2 separate regions of the Homo sapiens genome follow, and region 2 is linked to region 1. Evidence: read pairs that join two places in POLR2A ChIA-PET (ENCODE). Cell type or tissue: GM12878. All regions are shown on one strand. Each heading gives the region's core, and the rest is flanking DNA. Links, peaks and the distances in the headings are about the cores only.

What was found. Peaks named below come from ENCODE experiments on the same cell type or tissue, not always from the same donor. Only the 100,000 strongest peaks of a DNase experiment are listed, where the experiment ranks them.
Region 2: POLR2A ChIA-PET joins it to region 1 with 5 read pairs; 5 of 35 experiments call an interaction of 5 or more read pairs at or near these places.

Annotation. Positions count from the first base shown.
Region 1 is chr9:109,891,067-109,902,016 of GRCh38, reverse strand. The region is part of intron 3 of PALM2AKAP2 (PALM2 and AKAP2 fusion); the gene reads right to left. Among named protein-coding and RNA genes, the nearest start is that of PALM2AKAP2, 120 kb to the right of the region's middle. RefSeq lists an enhancer at 8,319-8,478. In GM12878, for the core only: no CTCF peak of the experiment used is centred there; DNase peaks (open chromatin) are centred at 6,466 and 6,927; H3K4me3 peaks cover 2,303 bases; H3K27ac peaks cover 3,206 bases.
Region 2 is chr9:110,028,290-110,039,239 of GRCh38, reverse strand. All of the region lies in intron 7 of PALM2AKAP2 (PALM2 and AKAP2 fusion), which reads right to left. Among named protein-coding and RNA genes, the nearest start is that of C9orf152, 170 kb to the left of the region's middle. In GM12878, for the core only: no CTCF peak of the experiment used is centred there; no DNase peak of the experiment used is centred there.

The DNA.
Region 1 (10,950 bases), core at 4,724-8,723:
TCTATTCAGATCCAAGATATTGCTGATATTTAAAAAAAGAAAAAGAAAAGGAGACAGCGGATGCAGCAATGCTTCTCCCTGCAACTCTCCAGAGCCGTGCGCTGCTTCTGTCTGATTCTTTCTCTGGCCCAGCCACGATGATCTTGGGATTTTTGAATGACTTGTTTTATTTGCTTTCTGGTGTTCTCATCCATCCTCTATTGGTAGATTGTCTTCCTCAGTCTTGCCAAATTCAACCAAAATGAGTGGCCTGCCCAGCTGGTTCCCAGTCTGCCCTTGACTTCTCTACCTCCTGCCTTGCTCTAATTGTGACATTGAACCAGCATCCTAACCTCACAACGGCCTTTATTATACCTCTGAAACTTCTAATAGTGTTCTGTGGCCTCTGGGATAAATTCTAAGTCCCTCCACTTAGCATTCAGAGGCCCCTGTGAGCTGTTTCCAATCTGCTATTCTGACTCTTCTCCAGAACTGCTTCTGTGGTTAGGCCTGAGATTATCCCATCTTCAAAGAGACAGAAGATCCTGCGAAGAACCTCCCTTTGGCTGGCCATGCCTGGACTGTTTCTCCTAATGGACAGAGTGACTCAGTGAAAGCAGGAATCAACTGTGTCCTCCCTGTTTCCACACTCATGTCCGTTCCCAGGGAGAGACAACATACCAGAGATAGTGACAACCTCCACGTGGAGCTAAGCCCCTCTCAGCTGTTTACAACAGGTGGCTGAGCTGAGAAGAGCCAAATAAGCTTGGTCTGCATAGAGTATCTGTAACAACCTGCTGACATTGCCCATTTAGCAGTCCAACTCCTAGGTGGTCACAGTTTCCTAATGACAGCATTATCCAGTAACTCAGGTCCAGTTCTGGAGCTGGGATACTACTTGAGGCTGAAAGGGCCAAATCTTCACTGAGGTCAAGGAAGGACCCCCATTTTCCAGTCTGGTTCCACCTAATGATATCCAGGTACATTTGCTCCATCTCAATAGCAACCATTCAGTTCATATCCCAACATGGCTTCGTAGTTCATTTCCTATGAGCTTGAAACTCCCTTCCAATTAATTGAGACATACTGAATTTGATTTACCTTTTACTTTTTAGAAGAAGAGACCATCACTGATTTAAAAGATTCAGGTATTAAAGGTTCTGGGTGCAGACCAGAATGTTCTGTCTGAAGTCAAAGTTAACTGTCTTTTGGTGGTAAGAAATATTTCTTGGAAGGAGATCTTCTAATGTCAAATGATGGGACTCAAGTACAATAGAAACGTCAGTCCAGAAGCTTCAGGAAATCTCTGAAAACTCCAAATTAAAAAACTCTAAAGGCTTGCCTCCCATTATTATTGGGTAGATTATAGGTCTTGTGAGGGTAATGACTGTCATTTTCATCTCTGTATCTCTAATTATGCTTGGCCTCCAGAAGAAGCACTTGATTGAATGATGAATACATTTTAGAAAGATTAACTCAGCCAAACACCACTGGGGTAAAAGCCCAAATCCTAAGGTCCTCCATGGTCACTACTTTCTTGAATTTCTACTATCTTGAGGACAAGTATGACATCTCTCAGTACTTGTTTACCCATCTATTGGGTGCCTAGACTGTCAGATCTGTAAGAGCAAGGGAGATGATTTTACTTATTTTCTGTAACTCCAATGCTTTGCCATTGCGATGCATGACACTCAATGGATACCTACTTAATCATTTTGACTCAAGTGGATGTTATATCAACCAATTTAGAGCAAGAATTGTTAGCAAGAATGTTTGTTCATGGCAGTACTTGTCTATACTTCTCAGTAAATGTCAAGAAAACAATCTCCTTCCTTTAGTTTCTTGTCATGATTGCATGCCAATCAGAGTAATTGAGACAAAAGCTGAACTTCCCACTGGAAACGCTTACAGAGAGAAATATTACAAGCATTTATGTCCAGAGTATCCATGGGCATGTCATCTGCACTTTTGTCATTGTTTTCTTTCTTTATGTAAATATGTTTGAAAACCCATTGAGCCTGGCAGTGTACTAAGATCTGAGAATACAAGGGTGAACACTGTAGTGTGTTTACCCCTAGGCAGCTGAGGCTAGAGGAGGATAGAGAAAAAAATCAGCTTCCAATGTACTATGACACAGTAAGCTCTAAGGTAAATATGCCCACAGGAAACATTAAACCAGGGTTTAGGGCTCAGGGAAAGTGGTATCTCAGCTGAGACTTGATGGTTCAGTAGGAGTTAACCACATAAAGAGCAGCTGAAGAACGTTCCTTGGAGAAGGGACAGTAGATCCAAAGAACGGGACACAGACAGAGCTTGGTACATCCAAGGAATGGCAGGTAGTTGCTGGAGTGGTCAGCAATGGAATGACACAATTATGAGAGACAAGGCCAGAGAAGTAAGAGGAGGTCACATCATAAAAGACTCTCTAAGCTAAATTAAGGAAGTTGAACTTTATCTTATAGTCCAAGGAAAACAGGTAAAGGGTTTGAAGCTGGAGAGTAGCATCATCAAATATGAACTTTGAAAGATACTTCTGCTGGGTGGCAGAGGTTAGGTCAGAAGGACACAACACTAGGGGAAGGGAGACTAGGTGAGAAGCTCTTGCATCAATCCCCATGAAAGATAATGGTGGCCTGGACTACTGTCATGGAAGTGGGAAAGAAAAAGTGTAGAAGGAATCAAGAATCCTTTTATTATATAAAATTACTGATTAGATAGAGGATTTGAAAGGGTGAAAAGAAGCAAGGACAATGTCCTGATTTCAGACTTGGGCAACTGGGTGCATGGTGATGTTTTTCAATGAGATTAAGAATCAATGAAAAGGAATCAATCAGAGAAAGTAATGACTAATGAATTTTTAGCATGCTGAGTTATAGGTGTCTGGGGGGATCCAAATGGATATGGTTAGGGGGCAGTTGGCTATATGGGTAGGTCTGGAGAAAAAATTAGATCAAAGAATGCCTATATTTCAGAAGCCATGGGAACAGACAATGTCACTCAGAGAATGGGAGAAGTGAAGAAAGGAGCCCCAAGTCAAGAACCTCAAAGCACCAATATTTCCCAGATGGACAGAGGAAGGATAGTGTCATCTCAAGTAAACAAGGAGAGAGTGTGTTTCAAGAAGAAATAGGGAGCATTCAGCAGCTTCCGTTGCTGCTCAACAGTTGATGAAAGTGAGGATTTAGAAGTCTCCTTTGCACTTAGCCCCTAAATAGTCACTGGTGATTTGGCAGGTGTAGGAGAGTGAATGGGACATAGAGACGCTGCTCCAAATATGGGGGAGGAGGAAGGGAGAGTTAGTGCAGAAGAAAAATGGAGTCAGTGGAGTTTGGGATGGGAAAGTGTTTTTTAACAAATGGCTGTTCCAAAGTCAGTTAGAAATTCCTAAGATCTTCATAAAGTATAGAGACTTGTTTTTTATCGAGACTCCTAATGTTTAATCTTCAGATTGATTTCTTAAAAGTGCAATAATTCAACAAACAATAGTGAGTATGTCCTAATAAAGAATACTCAGTGCCTATGAATTGAACATGAACCAGTCCAGGCAAGACTGTTTATTATTTATGTGTTTATTTCTAACATATATAAAATAAGAAGCATGAATTTAGCACTCTGAAAAAAAATGTGTTTTCAAATGTCTGAGAGAGGTCTTTTGAGAGCTGCTTCCTTATCTGTAAAACAGTCTGGAAAGAAAATTCAGGAGGATGGAAGTGTGTAAGCACATGTTTGTGCACAGGTGAAGTCTTATTTGTACTTGAAATATTGGGAGCTTGACCTTGATGTTGCTATAACCTGGGGCAGGTGCGCAGAGTACAACTGTTGCAAGGTGAATAGGGTACCACTGCTACTATGTGATCTTTCATTCATTCTTTCTTTTTTTTCTTAAACGACAACAACAACAATAACAACAAAGTTGTTCTCTGATTAATTCTCCTTTGAGAAGAGAGAAATCCACAAATAGATTTCATAGAGCAGTTAAGTAAATTATATTTTTGCCCTCTTTAACTGTAAGTCTTCTTGGTTTGTTAATGTAATTACCTATAATTTATTTAATGCAAATCCTCATACACTGGTGATAAAAAAATTTAATCCAAACAGTAAATGGGCTTCTCCACCTTGTTCAACTGAACAAGCTGGTATGAAACACAGTGGAATCTTGGTGAGAGGATAGAGGAGATGAACAATATGAGACACAAAAGTCATTTCTAAAAATGTGATTAGGAATCCTGCCCTGTCTCAAAACAATTAAACTGTAAATCTATACTTGCTTTTCATATTGAATGAAGTGAATATGATTCGGAGCATAATTCAGAATTACATGAAACCTCCTTCTAATAAATGCCTGGTGAAAAAATTTGGTCTGAGAATCATTCCATTTGCTTGAAGCAAATATAGCATTTGGGTCATGATAATAACAGCAGCTATCGTCATTGTCAAATACTATTTTTTTTTTCTTTTTGAGATGGAGTCTCCCTCTGTTGCCCAGGCTGGAGTGCAGTGATGCAATCTTGGCTCACTGCAACCTCTGCCTCCGGGGTTCACGCAATTCTCTGTCTCAGCCTCCCGAGTAGCTGGGATTACAGGCACCCGCCACCATGCCCGGCTAATTTTTGTATTTTTAGTAGAGATGGGGTTTCACCATCTTAGCCAGGCTGGTCTTGAACTCCAGAACTCGTGATCCACCTGCCTCAGCCTCCCAAAGTGCTGGTATTACAGGCATGAGCCACCAAGCCTGGCTGCCAAATACTATTTTAAGCAATTTATACATGTTAACTCATTTGCCCCTCACACTAATCCCCAAAGTATACCTTATGATTATTTCCATTTTGCAGATGAGGAAAATGAGGCACAAAATCTTAACTAATTGGTTCAAGGCCACATAAGTGACGAAGGGAAGAATGCTTACTCTTAACCCTCAACTCTATACTTATGCTAGGTTGGTCCCAGAGCTTTCTGCTAAAAGGTTGAGTGGTGAATATTTAAACTTTATGGAAAAATCCACATTTTCCTGTCACTATAATTTGTTACCTAGCATGGGATTCATATCTAAAAAGAGGCAAAAAAAAACTTGAAACTAATTACTGGATGAAGCAAAAGATAGCTGGAACTGAACATTTCAGTTAGGATATTTGAAAACCAGTGAGATTTTGCCATCTGAAGAGAAGCCTGAGAAGCATCTGCATAATGTTCTTTCGAACATTTAAATTAAATAATTAATTATTTTTTGGAGACAGGGCCTCGCTCTGTTGTCCAGGCTGGAGTGCACTGGCATGATCATAGCTCACTGCAGACTCAAACTCCTGGACTTAAGTGATCCTCCCGCCTCAGCCTCCCGAGTAGCTGGGACGACAGGCATGTACCACCATGCTTGGCTAATTTTTGTATTTTTTGTAGAGATGAGGTCTCACTATGTTGCCCAGGCTGGTCTTGAACTCCTGGGCTCAAGCAATCTTCACGCCTCAGGCTGCCAACAAACTGGGACTACAGGCATGAGCCACTATGCCTGGCCTGAATAATGTTCTTTATTAGAGCTGCATATGACTCCACTGCACACAGGACGCACTTGGAATCTAAGTGCCACCTTCCTTAAAATATGAAGATGCCCCTTCTGACTCACCACCAGTATGAAGTCATGCTTCCTCCCTGCCAGACTCTATTAATATTTGATATGGTTTCGTTGTGTCCCCATCCAAATCTCATCTTGAATTATAGTTCCCATAATCCCCATGTGTCATGGGAGGGACCTGGTGGGGAGGTAATTGAATCATGGGAGTGGTTACCCTCATACTGTTCTCGTGATAGTGAGTTCTCATGAGATCTAATGGTTTCTTTTTCTTTTTCTTTTTCTTTTTGAGACGGAGTTTCACTCTTGTTGCCCAGGCTGGAGTGCAATGGTGTGATCTCGGCTCACTGCAACTTCCGCCTCCCAGGTTCGAGCAGTTCTCCTGCCTCAGCCTCCCAAGTAGCTGGGATTACAGGTGCCTGCCACCATGCCCAGCTAATTTTTTGTATTTTTAGTAGAGACGGGGTTTCACCATGTTGGCCAAGCTGGTCTCAAACTCCTGACCTCAAGCGATCCACCCAACTCAACCTCCTAAAGTGCTGGGATTACAGGCATGAATCACAAGGAGATTTTCCCCCCTTATGCTCAGCGCTTCTCCTTGCTGCTGCCATGTAAAGAAGGATGTGTTTGCTTCCCCTTCTGCCATGATTGTAAGTTTCCTGAAACCTCCCCAGCCATGCTAAACTGTGAGTCAATTAAACCTCCTTCCATTATAAATTACCCAGTCTCAGGTATGTCTTTATTAGCACTGTGAGAACAGACTTAAATACAATATTGTCATGGCATATGACAGCACTGACTAAAAGAAAAGCCACTCATTTACAGAATCTCCCTTCCTTCTTTAAAAGTAAGAGAAGGTAAGTATAGTTCGACCTGAAGTAGGAGGCTGAATGAGCCCTCTGACCACATTTTAACCACAGTGGATCTTACCGAATGAAAAACCAAGTTTGACTTCTGCTTTCCCAGATCAAACAAATCTCTCCAGGCTGCCTCTTCTAGCCTGACAAAAATTCTTAGGATGTCCCGAGAGAGAGCAAATCTTATTGTCGTTCCTATTTACAGATTCAGCTGGGACACTGACTGATTTTCTCCAGATTACAAGCCAAGACATCTGTGTGGCTAATATTAAAATGTCAGTACCTTTGGTTCCCATCCTTTGCTTAACAGAGCAGCCCCAAGACCAGCAGACTCCACTGCATGGAAGGCCTGAGCTGCCCCCGCAAAGTCATGTTTATGAAACAGCTGCTTTCAAGGAAACCAGTCATTCTGAGGGCACTCATTTGGAATCTGTGATTCCCTGTCATGGGCTAAGATTTGCTTTTGCATTAGTTACAGGAAAAGAATGGTGGCTTTGAAAGAACACTGGGTTTTGTGCCAGGAAAATCTGACTGGCTGTGTCATTCTGAGAGTCCTGTGGTGTGTCCCGGCCTCAGGTTCTTCACCTCTATGATGGGAAGTGGTGTGGGGATAGGCCTAGTAGAAAGACTCCAAGTTCTTTTCTAGATTCAAAGGTAAATCTTGCAGAATGGTGGCAATGACAAGATTTAAACATTTAGGGAGGCTTGGCACAGTGGCTTATGCTTGTAATCCCAGCACTCTGGGAAGCCGAGATGGGAGGATTGCTTGAGCCTAGGAGTTCAAGACCAGCCTGGGCAACAGAGCGAGGCCGTGTCTCTCTTAAAAAAACTATAGGAAAAAAAAGTGTGGTCTTGGGGCACATAGTCATCTTTGCCATTTGGCTTGCTGCAATATTGCTCAAGATTTTATGGTCATGGACAAGGGTCTGATCCCAATCCATCACAGACCAATACTAGCACTCAGCCCACGACACATGCAGCTCACCACGTGAGTGCAACGACACTCAAACTTGTCTCTACCCTATTCAGTAAGATGGGTCCATTGATCACCCATTGGGATATCATATTGCTATTAAAGTTTCTAAACACCTTACTGGCAATTTCTGTCTTTGTCACAGACTGGTAATAAACAGTTGCCTGACCAGAAGCAGTCCCTGGACCATACTTTCAATATTACTGGGTTTGGCCACTTTTCTGTAATAAAGCAAGTCCCTTATGGACTTGAGCAGGACATCACTCAGACAACTTAGATGCATTTTTGTTTGTTTGTTTGTTTTTTGAGATGGAGTCTCGCTCTGTTGCCCAGGCTGGAGTGCAATGGTGCGATCTTGGCTGACTGCAACCTCTGCCTCCTGGGTTCAAGCAGTTCTCCCTGCCTCAGCCTTCCGAATAGCTGGGATTATAGGTGCCCGCCACCATGCCCAGCTAATTTTTTGTATTTTTAGTAGAGACGGGGTTTCATCATGTTGACCAGGCTGGGCTCAAACTCCTGACCTCAGGTGATCCACCTGCCTCGGCCTCCCGAAGTGCTGGGATTACAGGCATGAGCCACCACACCCAGCCAGATGCTTCTTTTTTTTTTTTTTTTTTTTTAAATAAGCAACTGGAAAGCAGAAAAGTGAACTTTTTTCCTTCAACTTTTATTTTAAAGTCTGGGGTACACGTGCAGGATGTGCAGGTTTGTTACAGAGATGAACATGTACCATGGTGGCTTGCTGCACAGATCAACCCACCACCTAAGTGTTAGCTACTCTTCCTGATGATCTCTCTCCCCGCAGCCCCCTCGACTGGCCCCAGTGTTTGTTGTCCGCACCACGTGTCCACGTGTTCTCATCAGAAGGCTAAACATTTTTTAAAATAACTGCTGAGATGGTTGGGTACAGTCCTCATGCCTGTAATCCCAGCACTTTGGGAGGCTGAGGTAGATGGATCACTTGAGCTCAGGAGTTCAAAACTACCCTGGCCAACACGGTGAAACCCCATCTCTACGGTGTTAATACAAAAATTAGCTGGGTGTGGTGGCACACAACTGTAATCCCAGCTACTCTGGAGGCTAAGGCACGAGAGAATCACTTGAACCCAGGAGGCAGAGGTTGCAGTGAGCTAAGATCACACCAATGCATTTCAGCCTGGGCGACAGAGTGAGACTGTCTCAAAAACAAAACAAAACAAAACGAAACCCCTGCTGAGATAACTCTAGCCTCTCACGCTTTTCAACTTGGTCTGCCCACAATTGGTCTGGATTCTTGTCAAATCCATCTATCATATTGTCCTATTTCTTCTGCCTTTGGATTTGTTCTTTTTCATCCTCTACTTCAGCTGATAGGCCCAGCAGTCCTGGAATTCCTGCTGAAGGCTGGCAGGTAGGTGGTAAACAGACAGATTAGAGCTGTTCCCAGGGCAGGAAGGAACCTGACAGTTGTTGGGGAGATGGGACGCTTCTTGGCCTTGTAAGGCAGTGGCCACTGCTCTCTCAGTGCTGCACTCCTAGCCTCCCTGCCTTCCTCTGCCCTGGACTGCAAAGGTGAGGTGTACCCCTCCAAGGCACCCTTGGACCTGGATGCTTACCGGGCCCGAGTTCTGGAATGCCATGCTAATCTCAGTGCAGTGACAGCCCTCTCAGCTGTTTCTGAAAGTGGAGAGGGAGTCTGATAAAATCAAACAATTTGAGATTGTTTATATATTGTACATTGTCATATCATTCTTTTATTTTTATAATAAAAGCCAAAACCTATTGGGCACAAAGTCCAAGACAGTTCTGGGTACTCTTTGCATATCTTGACTTAATAGTCACCCCTCCCCAATAAAGTTGATCTTTATTATTATTATTATTTCTTTTTATAGAAGAAGAAACTGAAGTAGAGAGAAGCTAAAGAACTTGCCTCAAATTATACAGGCAGCAAGCAGAGATTCTGAACTTGAACCCAGCAAGTATTACGCGGATGTTCATGCCCCTAACCACTGCCTTATACCATCTCTGGATATAAATGATGGTTTCTGAACCTCATGGCAAGCTTATGGATAAACTAAGGCTGAAACATATAAATTAAATTGAAAACTATTTATTGAGCAACCTCCTAGGTGTAAAACAGTAATCTAGGCACTCAGATATAGTACACTGAATGATGGCCCTAGAAAGATATGTCCACACCCTAACCCCCAGAACCTATGAATATGACCTTATGTGGATAAAAGGGTCTGTGTAGATGTAATTAATTTAAGGATCTTGAGAAGAGATTATCCTGAATTATTTAGGAGGGCCCTAAATCCAATGATAGGGGTCTTTATGAGAGACAAAGGAGAAGACACAGAGACAAGAGGAGAAGCCCATGTGAAGACAAAGGCAGAGATTAGAGCGACACAGCCACAAGCCAAGGAATGTCTGGACCCACTAAGCTGAGAGAGGCAAGGAAGGATTTGCCTCTAGATGCTCTGGGGAAAGCACAGCCCTGCCAGTATCTTGATTTTGGACTTCTGGCCTCTGGAGCTGTTTTAAGCCACGAACGTGTAGAAATTTGTTACATCAGTCTCAGGAAATGAACACAGTAGGTAACCAAGACAGTCCTTACTCTGGTGGAGTTTACATCTGAGAGATGTAATCTTAAGGAGTTATATCTTAGGGATGAACAGAATGTAAATGTAACATATAATGAAAAATGATAAGGAAACATTTACCTAACAACTCAAACCACATTGTCTTCACCCTCCATCCAGGGAGTTTTACCTGGACTGAGTAGTAATGACCACTCCCTTTCATATGCACCCATAGACCCTTTCATAACATCCATCATGGGAGCTACTCCACCATTTAAAAATTGATGGGTGATGGCCAGGCACGGGGATTCACACCTGTAATCCCAGCACTTTGGGAGGCCAAGGTGAGCAGATCGCTTGAGGTCAGGAGTTCAAAGCCAGCCTGGCTAACATGGTGGAACCCCATCATTACGAAAAATACAAACATCAGCCTGGCATGGTGGCGGGTGCCTGTAATCCCAATTATTCAGGAGGCTGAGACAGGAGAGAATCGCTTGAATCCAGGAGATGGGAGGTTGCAGTGAGCTGAGATTCTGCCAATGCACTCCAGCCTGGCTACAGAGTGAGTGAGACTCTGTCTCACACACACACACACACAAAATGATGAGTGACATGTCAGTGTTCCCCTGCGACCTGTAAAAGTCTTCATCTCCATCTCCTCAGACCTTACCTGACATTACTTAATAATGGGGGAAAATGGCATAACCTTAATGACCAACAAGAAGGAGGCACGTGGAGACCAAGAAGCCAGCAGGGCCATGGTGCATGCTTGTACAGAATGTTGTTGCCCAAGATGCTAGCCAAGGGAACAAAGGGAGGTGAAGTCCAGCCAGTGGCTTTCTAAGTGCTGCCTACCCTGTGGAACTGCATTTTCTAATTGCACAAAGGAGCCATGTGGCCCAGCAATGGCCCTGAATGCTACCGGTCTTTAAAGATGCCTGATCCTTCCAGCTAGAATCTGGTCAAGCTGGCAGCCCCATGCTGTACAGCATGGTAATGCTTAAAAGCCTTCCTCCA
Region 2 (10,950 bases), core at 2,536-6,535, 140 kb before region 1:
TCTCACTCTGTCACTATGGCTGGAGTGCAGTAGCATGATCATGGCTCACTGCAGCCTCAACTTCCTGGGCTCGAGTGATCCTCCCACCTCAGCCTCCTGCGTAGCTGGGTCTATAGGCATGTGCCAGCATGCCTGGCTAATTTTTGTATCTTTTGTAGAGACAAGCTTTCCCCATGTTGCACAGGCTGGTCTTGAACTCCTGGGCTCAAGCAATTCCCCGCCTTGGCTTCTCAAATTGCTGGTTTACCACACCAGGCCAACGTTATTAGTGTTTTCTAGGACAATAATTTTTTTTTTTTTTTTTGAGACCGAGTTTTGCTCTTGTTGCCAGGCTGGAGTGGCACAATCGCGGCTCACTGCAACCTCTGCCTCCCACGTTCAAGCAATTCTCCTGCCTCAGCCTCCCAAGTAGCTGGGATTACAAGCGCCCTCCACCAGGCCCAGGTAATTTTTTTGTATTTTTAGTAGAGACGGGGTTTCACCATGTTGGACAGGCCAGTCTCGAACTCCTGACCTCAGGTGATCTGCCCACCTCAGCCTCCCAAAGTCCTAGGATTACAGGTATGAGCCGCCATGCCCAGCCTACAATAATTTTTTTAAGAGAAATTCTCTTGATCCTACCACCTCAATTCCCTGTTTCCCCTCAAAGCAAAAGTTCTTAAAAGAGATGTTTTTTTCACCAAGACAGCACTTGTCAAAGTCATCAGTGACCTTGAGGTTGCCAAACCCAGTGGTCATTTCTCCAAACTCACCCGACCTGATCTTTCACCAGGATTTAACACAGGCCATCAGTCAGTCAGTCACATTTAAACTGCTTTCTTCATTTGGCTTTCACAACTGTTTCTTGATTCTCCTCAGTGCTCTCTGACCTTTTTGTTTTTTGTTTGTTTGTTTGTTTGTTTGTTTGTTTTTGAGACAGGGTCACTCTGTCACCCAGGCTGGAGTGCAATGGTATAATGACAGCTTACTGCAGCCTTGACCTGCCGGGCTCAAGCAATCCTCCCACCTCAGCCTTGGATGACAGGTGTGTGCTGCCTCACCTGGCTAATTTTTTTGTTCTTTGTAGAGAGGGAGGTCTTGCTATGCTGCCCAGGCCAGTCTCAAACACCTGGGCTCAAGCGATCCTGCCACCTTGAGGGCCTTCCAAAGTGCTAGGATTATAGGCATGAGCGACTGTGCCCAGTCTCACTGACCATTCTTTCTTAGTCCTCTTTTAAGGTTCGTTCTCATTTTACAAATCTTTAATTTGGGATGAGCAATGACTTGGGCTTGATCCCTTCTATCCCTCAGGCCATTCTCTCTGTGATCTCATCCAGTCAATGGCTGTGCACAGGTGAATCCCAAATTTATATGTCAGCTTATTTTCTCCATGGAACTCCAGACTCATACTTAACCTCTCCACGGGATGCCTAGAAGGCATTTTTAAATTAACAAGTATATTGCAAATTCTTAATTTCCTCTCAAAACCTGCTCCTCCTATAGTCTTGCCTACCTTGTTAAAGACAGGTCATCCTTTTAGCCCTAACCAAATCATCCCATATTCTACAGCATTCTGATTTTTCTCCAGAGCATTAATCACCATCTTTCATATGATAGTATTTACTTGCTTGTTTCTTGTCTATCTCACCCTACTGAAGTGTAATCTACATAAGTACAAGACCTGGTCTCTTTTGTTAATTTCTAGATGCCTAGAGCTTGGCATAGAGTAGGTGCTCATTAAATATTTGTTGTTGAAGCCGGGTGCGGTGGCTCACGCCTGTAATCCCAGCACTTTGGTAGGCCAAGGTGGGTGGATTACCTGAGGTCGGGAGTTCGAGACCAGCCTAACCAACGTGGAGTAACCCCGTCCCTACTAAAAATACAAAATTAGCTGGGCGTGGTGGCGCATGTCTGTAATCCCAGCTACTCGGGAGGCTGAGGCAGGAGAATTGCTTGAACCCAGGAGGCAGAGGTTGTGGTTGCGGTGAGCTGAGATCGTGCCATTGCACTCCAGCCTGGGCAACAAGAGTGAAACTCTGTTTCAAAAAAACAAACAACAAAAAATATTTGTTGGAAAAAAAAAAAGGAAAGTCCCCATGTTCATGTAGCTTACAACCTAATATGGCATGGACAATGAGGTAAGAAAAACAATAAGCAAGAGAAGAATGTCATAGATAACAGGAAAGAAAATAAAAGGCCAATTGAATTCACTCATGCAGATACATGAAATGTATTTTGTGTCAGGAGGCGGTAATTGTTATAAAGAAAAATAAAACAGGGTAAAGGGATAGATATTGATGGCAGTAGGAGGTGAGTACTATTTTATGTAATGGTCAAGAACAGACTCTTTACTGAGGTGATATTTGAGCAGAGACCTGGAGAATGGAAGGAAGTGAGCCAGGGAGACATCAAGGGGAAAAGCATTCGAGCATAGGGAACAGCAGGTGTGGGGACACTGAGCAATCATGTTTGGAGCAGCCAGGAGGACTTCAGAGCTGAGAAAGGAGGGGTGAGAGAAGACTGGCAGTGAGCCAGATCCTAAGGTCCTTGCAAACCTTGATAAGCACTTTGGATTACCTATTTTCCTGAATAAGATGAGAAGCCACTGCATTATTTCAAGCAGAAAAATGACTTGATTTGGTTTAGATTTTTATAACATCACTGTGGCTGTTTCTGGGTGGAGTCTGTGTTACAGAAAGGGAAAGGAGTGGCCGGGAGAGCACTTAGAAGCTATTGTAATAATCTGGGCAAGAGATGATAATGGCTGAAAGCAGAATGGTAATGGTGGAGTGGTGACATCAATGGTGAAATCAGATTCCAGACATAATTGGAAGTGGAAGCTGCACCAGGCACATGACACATGGCACAAAGCATTGCCCTCAGAAGGCATTCAACACATAATTATCAGATGCATGCCCAAATACTTCTTATTTTCATTACAATAAAGTGTTCTTATTAACGGGTTCAAAAAAACTCCCACTTGATCAGGGTTTCTAGGAAGTTTCTTTTAAAAAAACAAAGCACAGGGCCTGGTGCAGTGGCTCACGCCTGTAATCCCAGCACTTTGGGAGGCCAAGGCGGGTGGATCACGAGGTCAGGAGATTGAGACCATCCTAGCTAACACGGTGAAACCCAGTATCTACTAAAAATACCAAAAAAACTAGCCGGGCGTGGTGGTGGGTGCCTGTACTCTCGGGAGGCTCAGGCAGGAGAATGGCATGAACCCGGGAGGTGGAGCTTGCAGTGAGCTGAGATCACGCCACTGCACTTGAGCCTGGGCGACAGAGCAAGACTCCATCTCAACAATAACAAAAAAAAGTACCAACTCACCAAAACAATATATATATCATATATATGTTATATATAACACACAACATATCATATATGTTATATATAACACACAACATATCATATATATTATATATAACACACAACATATCATATATATGTTACATATAACACACAACATATCCTATATATGTTACATATAACATACAACATATCCTATATATGTTATATATAACACACAACATATCCTATATATGTTATATATAACACACAACATATCCTATATATGTTATATATAACACACAACATATCCTATATATGTTATATATAACACACAACATATCCTATATATGTTATATATAACACACAACATATCCTATATATGTTATATATAACACAACATATCCTATATATGTTATATATAACACACAACATATCCTATATATGTTATATATAACACACAACATATCATATATATGTTATATATAACACACAACATATCATATATATACATATATCTGTATTATACGCATAATATACGTATATAATATGTATTATACATATTATATACGTATATGTATTATACATATAATATATGTATATAATATGTATTATACATATAATATATATAATATGTATTATACATATAATACATATGTATGTAATATGTATTATACATATGTACAATATGTATATTATATATTATATATGTGTGTATATAATATAATTATATATTATATTATATATATTTTTTATATATATACACACACACACACATGCACACATATATATTTAGTACATTGGGTAAAGTATTTCTTAAATTTTAGGCAGAAAAAAAAGCACTTGTAAAACACTAAACATACTAGATTTTCCCGTAAGTTGATTCCAAGAACTTAGTATTTCATATGAAAGGATCACATTGACCCTTAAATTTCTAACATTTACCATGGGCGAATTCAATTGACCTTTCATTTTTCTCTCCCATTAGCTATGGCATTCTTTTCCCTTTAACTCCGTAATCATAAACACAGCTATTTTCAGACCTGTCACTTATACAAAGAATATATGGCAGCCGGGCGTGGTGGCTCACACCTGTAATCCCAGCACTTTGGGAGGCGGAGGAGGGCAGTTCACGAGGTCAGGAGTTTGAGACCAGACTGGCCAACATGGTGAAACCCCGTCTCTACTAAAAATACAAAAATTAGCCAGGCATGGTGGTGGGCACCTGTAATCCCAGCTATTCAGGAGGCTGAGGCAGGAGAATCGCTTGAGCCTGGGAAGCAGAGGTTGCAGTGAGCTGAGATTGCACCACTGCACTCCAGCCTGGGCAACGAAACTGTGTCTCAAAAAAAAAAAAAAAAAAAAAAAGGGGAATATATGGCTTGATAGTTATTGGATTCTCTCCATAGGGAAAGCATACGCTATGGTCTTTTCTATGCTGTGGATGTGAATTCCAAGTGAATGGCTAGTTGTAAAGTTAACTGGCTCTGCATTCCCCAAGAAACATGCAAAAGAGGCTGGGTGTGGTGGTTCACGCCTGTAATCCCAGAACTTTGGGAGGCCGAGGCGAGCAGGTCACCTGAGGTCGGGAGTTTGAGGCCAGCCTGAACAACATGGAGAAACCCTGTCTCTACTAAAAATACAAAATTAGCCGGGCGTGGTGGCACATGCCTGTAAATCCCAGCTACTTAGGAGACTGAGGCAGGAGAATTGCTTGAGCCCAGGAGGCAGAGGTTGTGGTGAGCCAAGATCACGCCGTTGCACTCCAGCCTGGGCAACAGGAGTGAAACTCCATCTCAAAAAAACAATAGAAAAAAAGGAAAGAAAGAAACCTGCAGAAGAGCACTTAGGGATCACAGGCAAGAGGTGCCCTGGCACTGTGGTTAGGGGACTATGCTAACCACATGAAGAATGCTAGGAATGAAGGCAGAATCCTCATTCTTCCACTGATTCTGAGCAGGACCTTCCATAGGTTACTTTATCTCCCTGTGCCTCAGATTCCTAGTCTTTAAAATAAGAACAAGTGTATAGTATCTATATCATGAGTTCATGGAACTCATTGGATAAGTTCATGCTTATAAAGGCCACAGAATACACCTTTTAGATTCTCAATTAGTATTAGCTATGTGTTATTTGTATTCATCTGTGCCAGTCCACTGGCTCATAGCCTGTCCAAAAAACTACAGTGGTCTTAGATCAGGTCCATTCTTGACTAATTCTTGCTCCCAGGATCAAAACTATTTTCCTGTCATTACATTTTAATTAAAATATTTTTTGATTCTAAAAGAAATATTTACTCATTACACAGAAAGCAATAAACTGTGGGCTCTGAAATATGACAAACCTGGAATTGAATTCTGACTCTGCTCTTCCAGAATTTGTGACCTTATAAAGTCTTTACCTTCTCAAAGTGTTGATTTCTTCATCTGCACAATGGGACAAAAAATGGTACCTATCTCATGGTGTCATTTTGAGTGTTAAAGAGAGAAATGCAGGTAAAGTGTTTAACACAGTGCCTAGCCCACAGTAAACACTGGGAAAAAGAAAGGGAGTGAAGGGAGAGAAGGAAAGAGAGGAAAAGAAAGTAGGAAGAAGTCAATGACTGTTATAGGATTGAAGGTTTAGTAAAAGCCACACAAAGGAGAAAGGTTTGGAAAATGCTTAGACACAGAATGCATATTTTTATTTAAAAGAGAAAAAGATTTGCTGTGTCTTTTGCAATACCATTTCTCTTAAAAGGGATTTTCCTGTGTCACTCATGGGATACACTTAATATAAACTTAGAAACTTTTTCATATTTGGGATTTGTTTATATTTTCTTTGCAAGAACCAACTCAAACACACTAAAAATAATAAAAAGAATAATTCTTAGTGGATGAATGTTTGTCTATTTCTCAACTTAAATAAGGTTTTGTCTCCAAAATTTCAAAGTGACTTATTCACATTAATTTGAAAAGTCAGACCAAAAATTTGACCCTGCTTAAATATGGTATGCTACATATAATACGACATTCAATAAATTTATTTATTTATAATAGAAATAGGGTCTCCTTCTGTCACCCAGGCTACAGTGCAGTGGTAGGATTGTGGCTTACTGCAGCCTCATCCTCCCAGGCTCAAGTGATTCTCCCACCTGTCTCCTGAGTAGCTGAGACGACATGCGCACACCACACCTGGCTAGTTTGTTTGTTTTTTTATTTTTTTATTTTTTTTGTTTTTTTATTTTTTATTTTATTTATTTATTTATTTATTTATTTATTTATTTATTTATTTATTTATTTTGAGACAGAATCTCACTCTGTCACCCAGGCTGGAGTGCAGTGGCACAATCTCAGCTCACTGCAGCCGCCTCCTCCTGGGGTCAAGCGATTCTTCTGCCTCAGCCTCCCGAGTGGCTGGGACTACAGGCACGCGCCACCATGCCCAGCTAATTTTTGTATTTTTAGTAGAGATGGGGTTTCACCATATTGGCCAGGATAGTCTCAAACTCCTGACCTCGTGATCTGCCCGCCTCAGCCTCCCAAAGTGCTGGGATTACAGGCGTAAGCCACCGCACCCGGCGGTTTTTTTTCTTTAAGTAGAGATGATGTCTGGCCAAGTTGCCCAGGCTGGTCTCAAACTCCTGAGTTCAAGCAATCCTCCTGCCTCAGCCTCCCAAAGTGCTACAATCATAGGTGTAAGCCACCATGCTTGGCCAATAAGTTGATTTTTTTTAGTCCAAAAGTTAACCAAGGCTGTGTTATTTGTGGCATAACACAGACATGGAGACATTTTAGAAAAAACTAAAAGAAGAAACTGTCTTAAGCTACAGTATGATGGGTGCAGTAGTCTCTTAACTAATATTGCAGGACACCTGTGTGCTTAATTTCTCCAGATTCAAGGAAAGCTCTACTTTTTTTTTTTTTTTTTTTTCCCCGTAAGCTAAGCTTTGCTTATTTACTGAGAAGGCTGTTCGGTTTTATCATACTCATGAATCACTGCAGGAGAATGATAATGAGAAATGTAATCAGAATGCTGACAGGATGAAGACTCATGGGCCAGCCTGAAGAACAACTCATTCTCAAGGATGAAAATCAAATCTTATCCCACTAGGTAAACTCCAGCTTTGCATTGGAAGAATGAACGCAAACAGAACTACATAAAAGCCTCCATATTGATCAGGACTGTGAGGCAAGGAAGACCTCCTTAGCATGTCTACATACCAGCATCATCTCATTATTCTCCAAGGTGAAGCACTGTGACAAAGTCATGAAGATCTAGTGCTGTCTGGCTTAGACCTAGGCTCCAGCACTCCTTGTCTGTGTGACCTTAGACAAGTTACTTAATCTCTCTGCACCTTGTTTTCTCTGTAAACTGGAGATATCCTAGTACCCACCTCATAGGGTTGTGGTAAGAATTAAATAATAGAATACCCTAAACACCCAGAGCACTACCTGACACATGGGAAGTTCTCAATATATGTTAGCTATTATCTCATTATTCATTTTATTAAACCGAATTTCACTAGAAAATGCATACTGTTGGAGATCAAAACTCACACTCTGGTGGGGTGCAGTGGCTCACACCTGTAATCCCAGCACATTGGGAAGCTGAGGTGGGCGGATCAGTTGAGGTCAGGAGTTCGAGACCAGCCTGGCCAACATGGTGAAACCCTGTCTCTACTAAAAATACAAAAATTAGCCAGGCCTGGTGGCGCACACCTGTAATCCCAGCTACCAGGGAGGCTAGAGGCTAAGGCACAAGAAATACTTGAACCTGGGAGGTGGAGGTTGCAGTGAGCCAAGATGGCGCCACTGCACTCCAGCCTGGGCAACAAGGTGAGACCCTGTCTCAAAAAACAATAACAGAAACAATAATAAACCTCACAATCTGTGAGCAGATGGAAAATATGATGACAAATCCAATACCCTACCCTCTAGCCCAGATCCCTTTGGGAGACGGAGTGGGAACTGCAGCTGCTGGTACCTTTTTCTTTTCAGAAACAGACATAAAAATTCTGAGATAAAATAAATGTCACATCTCCACTGACTAATTTCTGAGGAAGAAGTAGTTGTTGCAATGATAGTAAGCATAAGTGACCTCGAAACAGACCAGCTCGTGGTATGCAGACCTACCAGTGGCCTGCTCTGCTAGGCAATGAATCAAGCATCTTGTATGAGCATGTCATCTTTTTACATACAATTTACATGATGTCATGATTTTTACCAAGTGTATTTTTTACTACTAAGTTTTCACTACAATAAAAAGGGCAAGGGGGCAGGCCACTAGAGAATGGGTAGGAGAAAGAGATGGGAAAGGCATTGGATAATTTATCGAGATAGGAGCACTAGATGCTCACTTCAACAATCTTCAGTATTCATATGATACAGAAAGATCATTCTTCCCATTGTTAGGGCTCAGAAACCTATATCCCCAAATATGATGCTTTGATATTCTGAACCTGAAGAAGGCTCAAGGTCTCTCTGACCTCCCCTCACTCCTGTCTCTCAATCTTCTGTCTCTCCCCTACGCACAGGATGAAATGGTTCTGTGAAGTTCCCTTATCTACCTAAAATCTTACCCTCCAGAGAAGAAAACAATTACTTCTGGTCTCTTCCTTGAGTTGCCATTAGCAACTCATATAGCAGGAAGAAAGACTGAATGAAGTCTGTCAACACATCTGAACAGACTTCTGTCACAAATTGTTGTCTGTTCTGTGGGCCCAACAGACTTTGTCCCAGGTCACTGTTGGTTCTTCAAGTAAAAATCATTTACTGCCCTTCCCCCCACTTCCTATCTCCACACTTCCTATCTCCGTTTCCTCTAAGAAGAAGGGTATATAACCATCTGTACCCCATTGTGTGTAATTTTCTCTCTTTGCACATTAGTAAACTTCTATGCCATTTCTCCCGTTAATCTGTCTAGTGTCAATTGATTTTTCAACGAAATTTCAGAGGGCAAAGGGAAAGTTTTCCCTTGGCCCCTACTCTATGAATCCAACAACTTTTCCTGATAACTACAATCTTGATTTATGAGACCTCTCTGATACCTGACCAGTTGCAGAAGGACAAGGCTTATCGTAAGTGGCCACATGAGTTCTACCCAGGATTTCAGAAATAATTTGCAATCATTCCAAACCCTCAGGGACATGAATGGTAATTTATTCAGACATTAACTGGAGAGACAAACTGGTTCCCTGCCTAAATGGGAACCAGGTTGGCTACCTTCCAGTCGCACTAAAGACCAATAGTTTCTGTCACTGGGTTCTGTGTTTGGTTTGCGTGGCTTGGTTCTTTCACAAGTCATAGACTTTGGTACTTGCAAATGAGCCTTGTTGCAAAACTAGCTTGATTGGGACAGATTATTCTTAAGAAATGAGGCTTATCTGCAGACAGGCTCTGACATACTGAACAGCAACACGTGACAGTTTCTAGAGCTTTAGCATCATTAGTCATTCTCACTGCTGGAATGTTCAAAATGTGCATAGAAGGAAACAGACAGATGTCCTCAGGAAGCATTTGTGAATGTGTCAGAACTTTTGCTGGGAATATCCATGCCCATGTCATGTATTTTAGGGTGACCACTCAGAGATAGGGGATTTTACCAAGTAGGAGTTGATAAAAGCACAAGAGTATTTCATCAACATTTTAAAAATTGGGATGATGAAGCTATCTGCAGAAAATGAAATTAGGCTAACACTGATATCCCAACTAAAAAGAAGATCCTAGAATAAGGCTTCCAAAAAGTCATGATATACCCAGATTGAGGTAAAGGGTTTTTGTTGTTGCTGTTGTTCAAAAGAAAAAACAATCAAACAAACAAATAGAGGGTAGTGTTTCTCATAGTTTCACTTCATAGAGAAACCAATGAGGTACAAATCTTGGCATGGATCAGATTTGGATTCCTAGCAAAGAAGCATATCAAGGGATGTCCCTTGATAGGTTATCAGCATATTACAAGTCCTTAAAATATACATCTGTCTGGTTTAAAGCTTAATAAAATACATTGTCATGTTTAAAATGAAAAAAGTCTTTTTTTTTTTTTTTCAAAAAGAACCCAAAACCACAAATAATCCCAAAGGACAATAATCAAAACACATTACGCGGTTCCCTTCATTTCCTTTGCAACACTCCTCTTGCCTAGGGCCACTGGACTTGGCAAATAAAAATACAGAACACCCAGTAAAATCTGAATTTTAGGTAAACAACAAATAATTTTTTAATATAAGTATGTCCCATGCAATTTAATTCAAATCGAACTGGACATCTAATATTTTATCTGGCTAAGCTACCCTTGCCCTGTCATTGGAGCTCCCCTGCTTTAGCTAATTAAAAAAAAATAAACCTGCACTTATTAAAACCCAAACAGAGAGGCTACAAAGTGTCCTTCCATCTGGGTTCAAAGCTTGGCTCCACCACACACTCACTTTGAGATCTTGGGTAAGTTACTTTACTGTGCCACAGCCACCACATCTGTAGAATGGGATTAATAACAGTTTCTCCTTAGCAGAGTCATCTGGAGGATTACACGAGATGGTGTATGTGTAGCACAGTACTCAGCTCAAAGCAAACGTTCAACCCATGTTAGCTATTATTGTTGGCAAGAGAACACAGCGAAGAAATAAAACGGCAAAGAAGAAGGTACCTGAGATTATTCACTTGCCACGAATATTCCTTATCTACACATAGATTATTGAAAGCTGTC